Linked DNA regions of Mus musculus: region 2 is linked to region 1. A link is a loop called in an ENCODE intact Hi-C map of the cell type or tissue named here. Cell type or tissue: heart. All regions are shown on one strand.

The links. Hi-C counts contacts between places; a loop is a spot of excess contacts. Peaks named below come from ENCODE experiments on the same cell type or tissue, not always from the same donor. Only the 100,000 strongest peaks of a DNase experiment are listed, where the experiment ranks them.
Region 2: it touches region 1 in a loop (8-fold over the local background); 15 of 42 quality-filtered maps call a loop at or near these places.

What each region holds. Positions count from the first base shown.
Region 1 is chr17:84,381,554-84,389,553 of GRCm38, reverse strand. It overlaps Thada (thyroid adenoma associated), which reads left to right. Exons shown (of 38, transcript NM_183021.3): 26 at 2,952-3,043. Among named protein-coding and RNA genes, the nearest start is that of Gm24722, 5.9 kb to the left of the region's middle. In heart, CTCF peaks have their summits at 3,665 (motif pointing right) and 4,675 (motif pointing right); no DNase peak of the experiment used is centred here.
Region 2 is chr17:83,970,367-83,978,366 of GRCm38, reverse strand. It overlaps Gm35457 (a long non-coding RNA gene), which reads right to left. Exons shown (of 3, transcript XR_385836.2): 3 at 7,903-8,000. Among named protein-coding and RNA genes, the nearest start is that of Gm35457, 10 kb to the right of the region's middle. In heart, CTCF peaks have their summits at 4,775 and 6,157; DNase peaks (open chromatin) are centred at 506, 4,746, 5,816, 6,156 and 2 weaker places; H3K4me3 peaks cover 358 bases; H3K27ac peaks cover 2,691 bases.

The DNA of each region.
Region 1 (8,000 bases):
TGCCTACTTTTAATATAGGTTCTGTTATAGAAGTTTAAAATTTCTGATTCTGAGTGTTCTTCATGATTCTGGTATAACTCAGTACTCGCTCATTTGATAAGATAATTGAGGAAGGCTAATATTAGGATAGTGAAGATTTTTTTGTGATTCCGAAGGATCTTGACACAATGGCTTAGTGAAGATAGGCTCTGTTAGTATGTTGGAGTAATAATTATGCTTTATTCATAATAATTTTTCCTTTATTAAAAGATTTATTTGCTTATTTTACCTGTGTGAATGTTTTGCCTGCATGTATATGTGTGCACCACATGTCTGCCTGGTTTTAAGGAGGTTAAAACAGCATTAGATCTAAAATTGGAGTTGTAATTGGTTGTGAGGAACCAAATGGGTGCTGGGTCCTCTTCAAAAACACCCAGTCCTACACCTGCTGAGCCATCTCTCCACATGATCTTGCCCCCTTTTCTTTTGAAAGACATTATATACCCTCATGATATTACCCAAGACATTATATACCCTCATGATATTACCCAAGATATTATATACCCTCATGATATTACCCAAGACATTATACACCCTCATGATATTACCCAAGACATTATATACCCTCATGATATTACCCAAGACATTATACACCCTCATGATATTACCCAAGACATTATACACCCTCATGATATTACCCAAGACATTATACACCCTCATGATATTACCCAAGATATTATATACCCTCATGATATTACCCAAGACATTATATACCCTCATGATATTACCCAAGACATTATATACCCTCATGATATTACCCAAGACATTATATGCCCTCATGATATTACCCAAGACATTATATACCCTCATGATATTACCCAAGACATTATATACCCTCATGATATTACCCAAGACGTTATATACCCTCATGATATTACCCAAGACATCATATACCCTCATGATATTACCCAAGACATTATATACCCTCATGATATTACCCAAGACATTATATACCCTCATGATATTACCCAAGATATTATATACCCTCATGATATTACCCAAGACATTATATACCCTCATGATATTACCCAAGACGTTATATACCCTCATGATATTACCCAAGACATTATACACCCTCATGATATTACCCAAGACATTATACACCCTCATGATATTACCCAAGGCATTATATACCCTCATGATATTACCCAAGACATTATACACCCTCATGATATTACCCAAGACATTATACACCCTCATGATATTACCCAAGACATTATACACCCTCATGATATTACCCAAGATATTATATACCCTCATGATATTACCCAAGACATTATATACCCTCATGATATTACCCAAGACATTATATACCCTCATGATATTACCCAAGACATTATACGCCCTCATGATATTACCCAAGACATTATATACCCTCATGATATTACCCAAGACATTATATACCCTCATGATATTACCCAAGACGTTATATACCCTCATGATATTACCCAAGACATCATATACCCTCATGATATTACCCAAGACATCATATACCCTCATGATATTACCCAAGACATTATATACCCTCATGATATTACCCAAGACATTATACACCCTCATGATATTACCCAAGACATTATACACCCTCATGATATTACCCAAGACATTATACACCCTCATGATATTACCCAAGACATTATATACCCTCATGATATTACCCAAGACATTATACACCCTCATGATATTACCCAAGACATTATACACCCTCATGATATTACCCAAGACATTATACACCCTCATGATATTACCCAAGACATTATATACCCTCATGATATTACCCAAGACATTATATACCCTCATGATATTACCCAAGACATTATATACCCTCATGATATTACCCAAGACATTATATGCCCTCATGATATTACCCAAGACATTATATACCCTCATGATATTACCCAAGACATTATATACCCTCATGATATTACCCAAGACGTTATATACCCTCATGATATTACCCAAGACATCATATACCCTCATGATATTACCCAAGACATTATATACCCTCATGATATTACCCAAGACATTATATACCCTCATGATATTACCCAAGACATTATACACCCTCATGATATTACCCAAGACATTATATACCCTCATGATATTACCCAAGACATTATATGCCCTCATGATATTACCCAAGCAGGCCTGCCTGTAGCTCACGATTCTCCTGCTCCGACCTCCCAAATCCTGGTCTTACAGCCTTGTGCTACTGTGACTGGTTGTTTTACTTTTTATTAATCAATTATCATAAAATAATTTCAGAGGCTGTGTGGTGTTACTGCACACCCTTAATCCCAGCAGAGGAAGGTGAACTCTTGAACTCTTGTGAGTTCAAGGCCAGCCTGGTCTTCAGAGGGAGTTCCATGACAGACAGGAGGACTATGTATGCAGAGAAACCCTATCTTGGGTGGGAAAAATAATAATAAATTAAAAACAAAGAAAGAAAAGAAATCTTCTGAGTTAAATAACTTGAGGGGGCTATTGGCATTGTAAGATTAATAATACCATCCTGAATACTAACCGCCTTGGCTGCTTTAATTCATGGATTCTATCAAGTTAAACCTCACGAGTGTCCTTCACAGATGAAAGGAGGAGCTCGGGTCTCCCTGGTGTGCTCATTGTCAGGTGACGTGGGAAACTAAAGTCCGCTTTGGTTTTAGAAGTATGGTATTAGAAAGACTCTGCTGTGTGCAGTGGTTGGACTTGCACAGCTGGTACAGCTGAAAAGGAAGCCATTGAATGAATTATCAGAATTTTTTTTCTCAGTTGCCTTTTTTATGAACACAATCCTTATTTTCTTTAGCCCCACCTAATTAGTTAATGATTTTGAATATCTAGTTTAAACATTATAAATGGGTTTCGTGCCGTAACTACTTTCTAACTCTCACTTTCTGTTTATTTTACATTAGGTGAGAAATTCATCCACACTTCTCTTTAGTTCCTTGATCACAAGAGTTTTTGGCGTTAAGAGAGGAAAGGATGAAGTTTCCAAAACAAATAGGTAAGCCCAGTGCAACCTCACCTTCACACAGAAGCTCGGGCTAATGTAGCTGCTGATTCAGAGTCCTCAGTGAGCCAAGACTGTGCAGGTGCTCCAGTGGGCTCAGCCATACCCAAGTCTGCGTCCTTGGGCGGATCAGCTGTGTAATAAGCAGGTCTTGGGAGGCAGCAGGAGCAGGGCTGCAGGGCAGGGCTGCAGGGCAGGAGTGCAGTTTGACTACCTCTGGGTACATAAGCAAGGCTTCTGTCTGTACTTGTTATCTTCTTCAAGTATTGATGAAATGCCCCCAATTACTCTTTCTAGTTGCACTTAAAAAACTCTTCAGCAGGTCATCCTGTCATGTCCAGGTAGAGACGTAGCCATCTCTGTCTGTGTTCAGTGTATGTCCCTGACTCCTTTTTCCTTGTACGTTGTATGTGGACACGTGGAAGAATCACTACGTCTGGCTTTTTGGAGTTTATGCTCTCAGATACTTTTCTCGACGTGATATCTTTAGTGAACCTGTGCACACATTTTGATTATAGACAATTTAAATGCACGGTGAAGTTGTATGCGTTTCTAAAGAAGAGAAGCAATTAACTAGGGAATTGTTTCCACTGCAGAGGAGTTGATGCTTGTCTAACACTAGGTGTCACTGTTGTTTTGTGTTCAGTTGCTCCCTTACCATTACTTAGGATCCAGTTTGGTTGGCTAAGTGGTCTTTAGTTTTCCCTCTCACCTAAAAAGGTTGCCATGCTCCAAATTTAAGTTTTAGGCTGATTACTTAAAGAGTGAATTTTTTTTTCTTTTTGGTTTTTGTTTTCTAGACAGGGTCTCTCTGTGTAGCCTTGCCTGTTCTAGACTTCTCTCTGTAGACCAGGCCCACCTTGAGTTCATAAAGACACACCTGCCTCTGCTTCCTGAGTGCTGGGATTAAAGGCGTGCTCCATTATTGCCCAGCTCTCAGCACACCATTTGGATGCTTTGCACACCACTCCTAAGATGACCTGCGCCTCCAGCACCCACAGTGTTTCTCTGCTGCTGCTGCTTCTTGTTGTTGTTGTTTTTTTTTTTTTTATAGATTTATTTACTTATTTCATGTATGTGAGTACACTGTAGCTGTCTTCAGACACACTAGAAGAGGGCATTGAATGCCCATTACAGATGATTGTGAGCCACCATGTGGTTGCTGGGAATTGACCTCAGGACCTCTGGAAGAGCAGTCAGTGCTCTTAACTGCTGAGCCATCTCTCCAGCCAGAATATATTTTCTTGTGATAGAACTAAGTCTTAGGAATTAAAAAGTATGCTAGACACTGTGACACTGAGGCACACCACTGTAACACCAGTGCTAGAGTGGCTGAGATAGGAGGATTGTGCATCTGAGGCTAGCCTTGACGACAGACTGAAACCATGTCTCCCAGAAAAAAAAAGTTATGAGATATATGCTGTCAGTGAAACTTCGTGTCACTCTGAATTGTAATTTGAAAATCTATTTACCACTCTGTAAAACTCACCATATATATAAAAGGGAGGTAACTAGATATAATTATGAATCACCTAAGAATTTGATGAAAATACTAGACTATTTTTTAATCATTATTATTTTTCTGTGTATCTATGTGAGCATATGTACACATGTATGCAGTACCCACAGAGACCAGAAGAGGGCATCAGGTCTGTGAACCACCTGATGTGAGTGCTGGCATCTGAACCCAGATTCTCACAATTGAGCTGCAACTGTTTTTAATGGCTGAGGCATTTCTCTAGTTCTTAGTCTGTTCTGAAATCCAAATTGTAGTTCAAAAGCAAAACATTGCTTGTTTGGAAGGATGATGATAATTTTTGTTTTTCTTAAAGTAGTTTGTCCATTGAGTAGTTTAAAATGACTAGTGCTGCTTCTCTTTAGGTCTGTGCACCTGGGTCATAATTCTGCAGTGTGCTAAGGTTCAATCTGCTTATAAAACCGTGATTACTGGTGATACAAACCAAGCCTGAGGAGACAACCCTATAGCCTCAGTCCTCAGGATGCAGGTGCAGGAGCATCTGGAGCTGAAAGTCAGCCTGGGCTACATAGCTAGTTTGAGGCCAGCCTGTGCTACTCGGAACTTTGTCTTGGAAAAGCAAATATAATTGGTTTCTTCTTATAGTTGTGAAGTGCATACAGATTTTACTATGAGAAGTACTAGAGAAAATGATGAGATGTTTAATTTAGGTTGAAAGGGGGGAAGAATATGGCAGTCATAAACATGGTTTTACCAACGTTACACTGATGGAGATCCCTTCTGTACATGATTCTCTTTGAGTTGGAAAGGGTAGGAAATGAGAACTTTCCTGGAGAGAAAGAAGCAGCGTAGTTCAGAATGGTTCTAGTGCAGTGGAAGGGAAGTGAGGAAAAGGAGGAAATGGATTCTTTATTCAGTGTGATGGTCGCTTTTGGTCAGAGCCCTTGTGTTTGTCATCTGAAGATTTGTCAGGGCCACCCTTACACAGGCTTCTGCTTTCTCCCAACTGGAAAGCCTGTCTCAGCTGTCATTGGATCTGCACTCTAACGCCTTCATGGCCTCCAGTTTGCAGCAGTCGGTCTGCAAACGAGATGTACTTGGTTGCTTCGCTTTCTGCTGCAGTGCACATCTGCTCGTTCATACTGAGGCCTTTCCGTCTATTATTTGGTGTATGCTGGAAATGATGGCTTGACTTTTGTTTTTTTGCAATCGGGTAACTAAACTCACCTGGTGACATCTCACAGGATGGTGATGTTTGCTTTCACAAGGTCTCTGCTCTGCCAGAGAACTACAAATGTGTGCTACTGGTCAGGAAGGAGTTGACAGGAAAAGAACACCTGCCTTTTTCACCAGCTGTGAAAATCCTGTCTCTTGGAGTAAACAGCTTGGTTTCTAGGCTTTCTGCTGCCACTGGCAGTGACCTTCATAGACTCCTTTAGCTGCTCCCCACTACCATCCCAGGATACTGAGATCTAGGCTTCTGTCAGAGCTAAGCACTAGACTGCCTTTTCCTCTGACAGCGTTGGAGTCCTGCACGGACACAGACGCATTTGCTATTGCTTCTGTCCTGCTTCTGCCACCCTTGCCCCGCACCCGTGCTGCCAGGTTTTTGAGAAAAGTTTGGTGTCAGTGTCTTGACATTCTTTGTATACTTGGTGCCTCTAAAACTCTCTTGGATGTAGGAGACTAACAGACAGACTTGCTTAATAAGCACATTCTTGGTGCTAAACAAAGAAGAAGAAGCTGGTTTCTCCTGCTTTTATCCCCAGGTGGCTGCAGTAATTGACTGAAACAAGTTCTAGCTGATCTCTCTGTGCCTGGAGTTCCCCTGTAAAATGAGGGTTCTTGGAGTATCCCTGCTGTCCTTCTTTAAATGCTAAGCCCAGGCTTTCCATAAAGTTCTTAGAATTGCAGATTCGGTTAAGTGCAGTTCCTAGTGCATAGACCTGCACATAGTAGGGTAAAACAAACAAGCAAACAAAACCTACTTTCATAAATAAAGAAGTGATCAAGAGTCCATCTTCCTTTGTAAGTGTACTAAAATAAAGGTGCTTTTTGAGCTCATTGGCCTTGTTTTATATGTGTTCTTTGGTACGTTTTATTTGTCTGCATGTTTTAAACTGTGCATCTATTGAAGGATATCTTGTATTGTTTGTGGTTTTGAACTGTTAACAGATAAAGCTGTGACGGCCATTCATATATTTGTATGACCACAGAGTTTCACTTCCCTGGATTGAGTGGCGAGTTTTATTTATATTTTGTGCATAGGTGTTTTGCCTGCGTGTGTTGTGTGTCTGTGCAACATGTCCATGTAGTACCCACTGAGGCCAGAAGAAAAAGTCAGGCCCTCCTGAATTGAACTTACAGACGGTTGTTAGCTGCCATGATGGTTCTGGTAATGGAATCCGGTTCCTCTGGAAGATCAGTCGATCACTCTTGTTTAATCACTGAGCCATCTCTCCAGCCCCTTATTTGTTGTGTTCTTGAGTAGTATTTTATTTAGATTTTCTAAAACCTATTTCCTTGTGTTTCTTGTCATTTAACAGACTTAGAACTCAGCCTGACTCAGAGCTCTGACCATGCTTTCTCAAACAGCTCCATCTGCACAGGGAGGGTGGGGGTCCTGCATGACTCTCCCTTTCTTACAGCAGATCCCTGATTTAAACCCTATGTGAATTAACCTTCAAGTTGTCTTATTCAAGCTCTATAACCAATGTCAATGGATAATAGTCTGAAAAGCTTTATTTTTGACCATATGACATCCATATGGACAGTGTAGAGGAAGAGAGTGAATTAGGGTAGCGTTTGCACAGTCCTAATGCAGTGTGGCGCTCATGGCAAGCACCTACTGTGAACTGTTACCAGTTAACTGTGTTAACTGGGAGAGGAGCACATGAGGGTCTGAAGCCTGGTCTAGAAGCGAGGAGCTTACAGTTCAGCTGAAGACACAAAGATTGAGACTGTGAACCAGGTGAAATGGAAAATATATACCATAATTATCTGCATAACATGATACAAGTACTGAATTCTGTAGATATTTGTAAATGGAAAACTAAGTGGAATATTTGAAGGGAAATTTTCTTTAAAAGGCACAGTGGATGAGTAGATCTGGGTACATGCGAGAAATCCAATCTAAAAAGGAAAATAAAATTTGATTTACTGCTATGCACCTTCTTTATTTTGTCTTCTTAAAGAGAAACGCGTAGAAAGATTTTGTACAGTGTAAGAAGGAAATGTGTCTGTAAAAACATTATTAGACCCAACTACATGGATCTCAGTGACTGTGGAAAGACACTGCATGACTTTACTTTCTGGTGTGGAAAGGACAGAACCATTTTAGTTACTTCTTTTTCTATCTTGATGGCACAGATGTGCCAGCATCTTCTAAGGAGTGTCTTACGCTGCCCCGCACTCTGCTTCCTGGAAGATTGTGAAGCAGTTGCCAGACAGAACTACTTTTCTCTTGTTTTTCAT
Region 2 (8,000 bases), 410 kb after region 1:
CTGGGCTCTCGTGATGTGCCTGCTCTCTGGCTGAAGGGTGAGCACAGCCCAGTTAGAGGAGCCCAGAGGCCTCCACCAGGAAGCACCGTGACAGTATGAAGGTGCTGAAAGGGAAACGTCGTCGAGCTGCCCGCACGAGCAAGCCATGGTTCAGCGCTAGCAAGCTGGTGAGAAGTTTCTAAAAATATTGGTAAAGCCAGCTGTGGAGGGGACATTCACCTCAGAATCAGCAAATGTCACCCAATACAATAGCTGAGAAGAGGGCCCGCTTTCCTCTGCTGGACGAGCGGCTCTTGCTTTCTGTCTGTGAATGTTCTCAGAAGCAGAGCACATTTAGCCCTGGAGGGGCAAATAAGAAACTAGCTGGATGGGCCACCATAAGACAGAGCCTTGCAGGGCGAGAGATAATCGTTAGCAGTTTCCTAGCGTCTTCCGGGATGTGTGATCTAAATTAAGGTCCTTATGGTTCAGGCTGAGTCTGTGCCACAGCCTTTCCTTCCTTCCTGAGGGTTTTCTGTGCGGCCACAGGAAGTCCCGGCTGGAAGACTCTGTTCCTTATTGTTCACCTGCCAGTCTGCCTCCATGTTTTCTGGCCAACGGCCCCTGACCCCCCAAAGGCGGGAGGACACCTTTCTCTCTCTCCCCCATACTCTCTCTCCCCCATACTGAGAATCTTGCAGTGGCTCCCTGCTCCTCTCCTGGTGTTCCAGATGGTCCCACCCCGACCCATGGCTGTCTTCTGTCTTATCCGTGCTCACGCTCAGCATTGCTTGGGATAGTAAGTTCTCCCACAACGCTAACGTCAATGACATCATTCACCACAATTTTGGACAGTAAATCACTCTGTCCCCGTGTCAGATGCTCAACGTGGATGACAGTTGCCCCTTGAGGCTGGAGAGGGGATTAAATGACATGGTCTAGGTTGGACATTGGGCAGGTGGTTGGTTCGGGTGTGGACATGATGGCACCAATCCGAGTCCTGGTTAAGGAGTGCACCGCTCTCTTCCTCTAAGAAGATGAGCTAGAAGGATCAGGAGAGCCTGGGACTTTGGCTCAAAAGTCAGTGCTTTCGATTGCTCACCCGGACTGAAGTTGGCTATGGCCTTACATGGTGAATGTCACTCATGGGAAGCCGGAAACAAAGGCTGGAATCCACTTTCTATCAAGACCCTCAAGATCTCACCTCAACAAAACACCCAAGCAAAACAAAACAAATAAATAATGTAAACAATAAACTGCAGGAAGCAAGATTTCCAACACTCCATTTAATCTATCCCAATGCCAGGAGAGACCCTACAGCAAAAACCCACAGAGAGAAAAAATAGCATTTACTTCTCCTGAAATGACTGGGTCCTCTTCTCCGGACTCACGGAGCCCAGAAACTTCACTCCATAGTTCCTATTAAGAAGAAATTAAATATATTACAAATTAAGTCAGAAAGTTTAGCATTCAAAAAGTGTGGTGGGCCAGGGAGATGACTCAGCAAGTAGAAGCACTTGTCCACAGGCCAGGCAACCTGAGTACAATCCCCAGAACCCTTGTAAAAAATAGGGGGCTATGGATTAAATATGTAATGCCAGCTCTACTGGGTGGGGGGTGCGCATACGTGAGTGCAGAGACAGACAGACAGACAGACAGACAGACAGACAAAACAGAAAGACAGATGTAGAGAGAGAAACAGAGACACAGACAGAGAGAGATACAGAGACAGAGGCAGGAGTCATCGGCGAGAAGCTCGGAGCCAGCTAATCTGGAGTATCCTGCTCAGTTTTAAAGATGGAAGAGGGCTGGACAGACTGTCTCAAAAGTTGTCCTCAGTTCTCTACTTGCATGCATGCCATCTTCTCTCTGTCTCTGTCGCTCCAACTTTATAAAATGTTCTTAAAATCTCCAAATTGTCTAGCTAAAACCCCTATTTATCAAAATGATGGAAAGTTTCTGGCAAAGATTAAAGATGGCAGCAGGGCTTAGCAACAGATGGAAAAAGACAATGGGGACTTGGTCGTCAATCAGCAGTCGTTCCTAGTGATTACACACAGGGATCTGAGGCACTTCAAGGCAGATGTGAACTGGGGACTTTCTCCAAGGTTCCTGAGCCTTGGTACCCAAGCACATCTCTCAAGGGCCCAGGGCAGCCCAAACTACTGTGGAGGATCTGTCCCGCTCGAAGTCTGTGGAGACAGAACCTGGTCCTTTAGCTCAGACTCTCCAGTGCTTCTGTACAGTCCCAAAGGTCTCAGAGCCCTGAAGGCCATGCCTCTCCCATGGCCCTATCCAAAGGCACCTGCTCACCCACCAATGGTTCCCACCTCCCAAGTCACATAGGCCTGACAACTTCTCCATTCAGCCGGAAACACGGACCAAAGACTTCCTTCTCTCTTCGTGATAAGGAAAGTTCAAACCTCAAGAACTCAAAAGCCAAGAAGGCCGAAGGAAACTTTGCTTCCGCCTCCTCTCTGATAAGATCCAGCCTTGAGAAAGGGCACTAATGTGAGCTAGCCTTTCACTGAGCTGTTTTGTACAGTTACCTTGAAGTCAGCTCTACCCAGCAGACAGTGTGCTTAGAGGATGGGGCACTAAACTAGGGTCTCACTGGCTCACAATTTTACTCCATTGTATTTTAGTTCAAGCATCACTCATTGTTCAGAACTCGGTTCCAAAAGACATACACTTAAGGTGGGTCACCATGGAAGGATCATCTTTTGGCCTTTGTCACAGAGCTAGCTAAGCCCAGGCCTGAAGTCGCATAAGATCTGAATGATGCAGGAGAGTGTGATTTTCTTTGCTTGTTTGGTCTTTTTCCCCTACAAGTTAGCATCATCTTGCCAGCATCTCCTTCTTGGGCTTTGGGCATTGGTTCCAGAACCTCTGTGCTGCCCTGGTCTTTTAGACTTTTTTGCCCTGAGCCTTGGAGAAAGAGATTCTTTGGCACCTGCAGGTTGAGTCATAAGCATGACTTTACCTGTAATGTATCTTTGTCTCAGAACCAATCTGCGGGTAAAGGGAACATGTTCTCAGGCTACCTGAACAGGAAAGCTCAAAGCAGGGCTGCAAGGTCAAAGCCAGTGAGGGCTACATAGTGGGCACTTGTCTCAAAAGCCAAGCAAATAGCTTCACAAAAGAGAAGGTCTCTAATAACAAGCGCTCTGGGCAGGGAAAGTGGCTACACACACACACACACACACACTGCTTCCATCCTCACAGTGCTCCATCTGCCAGTGTTTCAATGTTCTCTCCCCGATGTGACATTTACTGAAATGTAGCTACTGCTGGGAAGGGACAGGAAGCAGGACCTTTAAGATGTGAACAGGTCAAGATCCCTATTGTTATGAGTGGATTAATGCCATTGTTGAGAGAGTAGATAGACTAGTTCCCTCTGAAATGGATTTGTTATAAAATAAAAGTTTGTTCTGTCTCTCTCCCTCTGTCTCTGCCATATTCATTCATTCATATATATATATATATATATCCCAACAATGCTATGATGTAGCAAGAAGGTCTCTTGGATACCTCAGTGTCAGTCTCCTGAATTGTGAGAAGTAACTCTCCTTTCATGATAAACCACCCGCCTGCGGCATTCTGTTACAGACTAAGACAGTCACTCATTCTCCTCTAAGGTTATCGTCGGGCACCAGCTACCCTCTGTTTTGGGACTTCCTTGTTTGCTAGAACTCCTGAGATCCATACCTTCTCAAGTTTCATAGATAATGGGCAGGGTGGAGGTGGGGTTGATATACATCCTGAACAATATTTTACTCTCAGGACCTCAATAACTACACACAATAACTAAAGGTTGGTCACAAAACGTGCCTAGAAAGGAAAGCAGGCAGGATTTGAGCCTGTGGATCTGCCGCATTGAGGGGACGTAGTCCCAGGACCGAATGGGACATCAGGACAGGACAGGTGAGACAAAGCGCCCTCCAAATTTCGATTTCTCGTTTTGGACAGTGTCTGTTCCTCTCTGACTGTGAGTCTTCCTCATCCGACACGTGTAATTGTGACGGTTCTTCGACTGTAACTCCTTGGTTTGGGATTCACCAAGGAAAACAAACCTCCGCTTGCCTGTGAGGGTTTATCTAGATTAGGCTGACTAGGTGGGAAGGTCCACCCTAGAGTGGGTGGTACCATGTCATGGACTGAGGTCAAACATTGAACGGAAAGGAGCCTGCAAGGTGAGCTGCAGCAGCATCTGCTGTCTCTTTGCTTCCTGACTGTGGATGCGGTGAGATCAGCCACCTCAGACTCCTGCCGCCAGGCTTCCCTGACACACTCTGACGGTACCCTCAGGCTACGTACGAACCAGAGTAGACCCCTTTTCCTTAAGTTCCTTTTCTGAGGCATTTTATCACAGCAGCAAGACAAGTACAGAATAGAGTAACAAACCCACACTCCAGTAAGCCCCATCCCTGCAGACGACCCGTCCCTTCCTCTCCAGCCTCTGCAGCAGCCCCACCCCTCCTTCAATGCCGCTCGTCTCATCTCTGCCTTCGGATTTAACTCCACACTCTCAGCTTTCTCCCCTAGGCTCTGTTCTCTCTTTCACCACACCACACACCAGATGTGTTTCTCTTTTACTCGCTGTCTTCCTGCTTGAGGAGGAAGCTCCCAGAGGGCAGTTCTTTCCTGCATTGAATATTGTATCCCAAGGATCTAGAAATGTCTCCAGCACATTGTAAACACTCAATAAATACTCGTGGGACGAATGAACGAATGAATGCATTTCAGAACATCTCCTGGCAAGCCATCTTGGATTCAGGACGGAGTAGCACTGCCACCTGTTGCCAGAGTTTTGTATTGTGAATACAAACTCAGGGTGAGCAGGAAGAGGCTCACCCTCAGGGGGTCAGCCCTGTCACTTGAATCCTATTCCATGTTCCAAATGCCACCACCCGACTGTAGCCATCTCAAAGACCTATAGCCTGTGACTTTTGCCTGTTTTATGCCCCTAGTCTGCCAACACCTGGTGACACCTGGCCAACCATTCTAGGAGTTTGCTCTGATGTGTCTAACATCAACCATGCACAGGAAATATTTCCTAACCAGAAAAGGGAATCATAAAAAAGAGCTCAATCCTGAGAAAGGATGAAAGAGAGAACATGAGCTGTAGGACCACATGGGATGTGGGGCCATGTGGGATGGGGGACCATGTGAGATGTAGGACCACATGGGATGTGGGGTCACGTAGGAAAGGAGACCACGTGGGATGGGGGGCCATGTGTGGGATGGGGGACCACGTGGGATGGAAAACCAATGAGAAAGCCTGAGGGACTAGCCTAGTTCCAGCTCGACTTTGAGTCTGCTTTGGTCTCTCCTCTATAAGAAGATGGCCTTGGGCTACATGGGCTTCAGCCCTGACTTCCCTAACAGAAAGGACAGGAAGTCCATGGCATCTTCAGGTTCTGCAGTCAAGTTGCTTGGGTGCCCGTGTCCTAGTTGAGGGTCTCTTCACTGTTGGTTGTGGGGACCTCTTGACAGCTGGTCTTTTAATTGCAGTTTCCTCTCAAAGCCTTACCCCTGCTTGAGCTCAGCCTTCATGGCCTGGCTCAGGGGCCCCAGTACCATGACAACCAGGATCCTCCCCATCCTACACACACATACACGTACACACACTTTGTGTTTGGTCTGCTTCTTTTAACTACCTAAGGGTTGATCTAAGCTGACCTCTGACTTTCTTTGGGTCTCTGTAGTCTGTCTATGCCAGCAAGGAACGACTGTCCCGCCCCTCTGTTCAGGTTGGGTACCCTCTCCTTCTGGCCTCTGCCCAAGCTCTGCTCAGCCCAGATTTGTGTCCATTGATCCTAGACCGCATGTGATTTAGAAGACATGTTAAGGGTAGGCTTCCTGGAGGAATTCCTGGGGCCTCTGAATCCACCTATGCTGGGTGGTCAGAAGATCTGGTATTGGGAACAATTACCTTGTTCCAGCTCAGGAGGAATGCCGTTGAGAAGCAAGCCAGGCCACCTTGTGACACTGGAGAACTGTCTGCTTGAACGCTTTAAGGAGCCCATAGAAACCCACCTGTCTCCCCTTTCTGTGCCCTGCCCACTTCTACTCTACAGAAAGAGGGGGCTCTCCCTGCTCTGCTTCTCAGCCTCCCTCCCTTTGAGCACTGCTGCTCTTCCAGCCCAGCTGCTGTTCCGGGAGCGCGCCTCTAGGGAAACAATGGACTGAGTGTCCTTTGTCAACTCCTCACCAAGGACTCTGTGAGCTCACTGCCATGGGAGCTGCTTAACTCCCAGAATGCCCTGGCTTGTCCGGCTCCATTTAGGAGCCTGTGAAAGGGAAGGTCCCATGGAAGTGACAGAAGTCATTAAGCCTAACACAGATGAGGTTGCTGTGAAATTTTAGCAGTCAAATTTACATTGCTGGTAAGAATTTTTTTTAAAGGATATCAAAAGATTGGCCAAAAAGCAAAATAATTTTTATAATGATTCTATATTAAAGTTACATTTTTATATATTGAGTTCAATAAAAGCATACTGCTAAAATTAAGTTTTCTTGGGTTTATTTGTACTTTTAAAACGTGACTAATGGAAAATTCTACCTTAAATACATGTTTCACTTTAAACTTCCTCTGGGTAGAACTACTTTAAAGAGCTGGGACCAGGTATGGTAGCACGCATGCATCAGAGGCAGGCAGATCTCTGTGAGTTCAAAGCCAGGTTGGTCTATACAGTGAGACCATGTCTCAAAAAAAAAAAAAAAAAAGTGTGTTTGTGAGCTGTGCACAGTGCCTCATTCATACCTGTAATCCTGATGCTACGGAGGCTGATGTAGGAGGATTGTCTCAAGTTCAAGGCTAGCCAAGTTTACATATTAAGATTCTATATTTAAAAGTGGGTTGGAGGATGGAAATAAGCCAGGTAGTGGTGGCTCACACCTTTAATCTGGCACTCAGGAGCAGAGGCAGGTGGATCTCTGAGTTTGAGGCCAGCCTGGTCTACTGAGCAAGTTCCAGGCCAGTCAGGCTACACAGAAAACCCCTGTTTTTATTGTTTTTTGTTTGTTTTGTAAAGTGTCTGGACACAGAAAAAAATATATATGATTTATTTTATGTTCTGCTACAGCATTAGGCCCCAGTACACCATACCAAACCCAAATGGAGTTGCTTGTACTAAAAATGAGACCAAAACTGTTGTCTGACATTTCAAGAAACCAGCAATGATGGTAGTCAGATTTCCTAAACTATTAGCATAAAAATTAAGTTTTCCTCTGCCTTAACTCTTGAAAATAAAGACACCCCCCCCAAAAAAAAGGAAAAAAAGGAGGAAAATAAAGCCACCCCAGACGGGCCAAGCCCAGCCACTTATTCTCTCTTTCTCCATCTCACTGTCCCCTTCTTCTTGTGTAGCTTTGGAGTCATCAGTCTCAGCTGTGAGGCTCATACACAGCTCTATGCCCGCAGGAGGGACACTGTTGTGGGCGGCCCTGGTGCTGTTTGTTTTAGCGAGTAGGGGAAGAGAGAAAGGAAGAAGAGGAGGTGGAAGGAAGATGGTGCAGAACCTCATGGCCCTAAGAAGCCACAAGTAGCAAGGGATCTCATAGCTGAGGAATAGAGTAGTGTAGTGGTAGATCTGCCCAATCTAGGCGTGCAGCTTATAAAGTTATGTAGTTGTGTGTTTTTGCATGGGCATATTGGGGCTGGAGGTTTAGTGCAACAGGATGCTGATGCAGGATTACCAATATCTACATTTTGTCTTGTTTCTGCTTTCTCTAGCTCTTCTCTATCTATAAAACTATTCTCTCTCTCTCTCTCTCTCTCTCTCTCTCTCTCTCTCTCTCTCTCTCTCTGACACACACACACACACACACACACACACACACACACACACATATTCATTCTAGGATGGACAATAAAAATTAGAAGAATTATAAATTGTAATTTTGTCAAATGATTCTTTATAAATGTACGAGATAATAGACAATGTCACAATGTTACTCATTTTCATCAATGTGAACTTGATGCTACATTAGTAGTTCAGTCACCAAGAGTAAAGAGC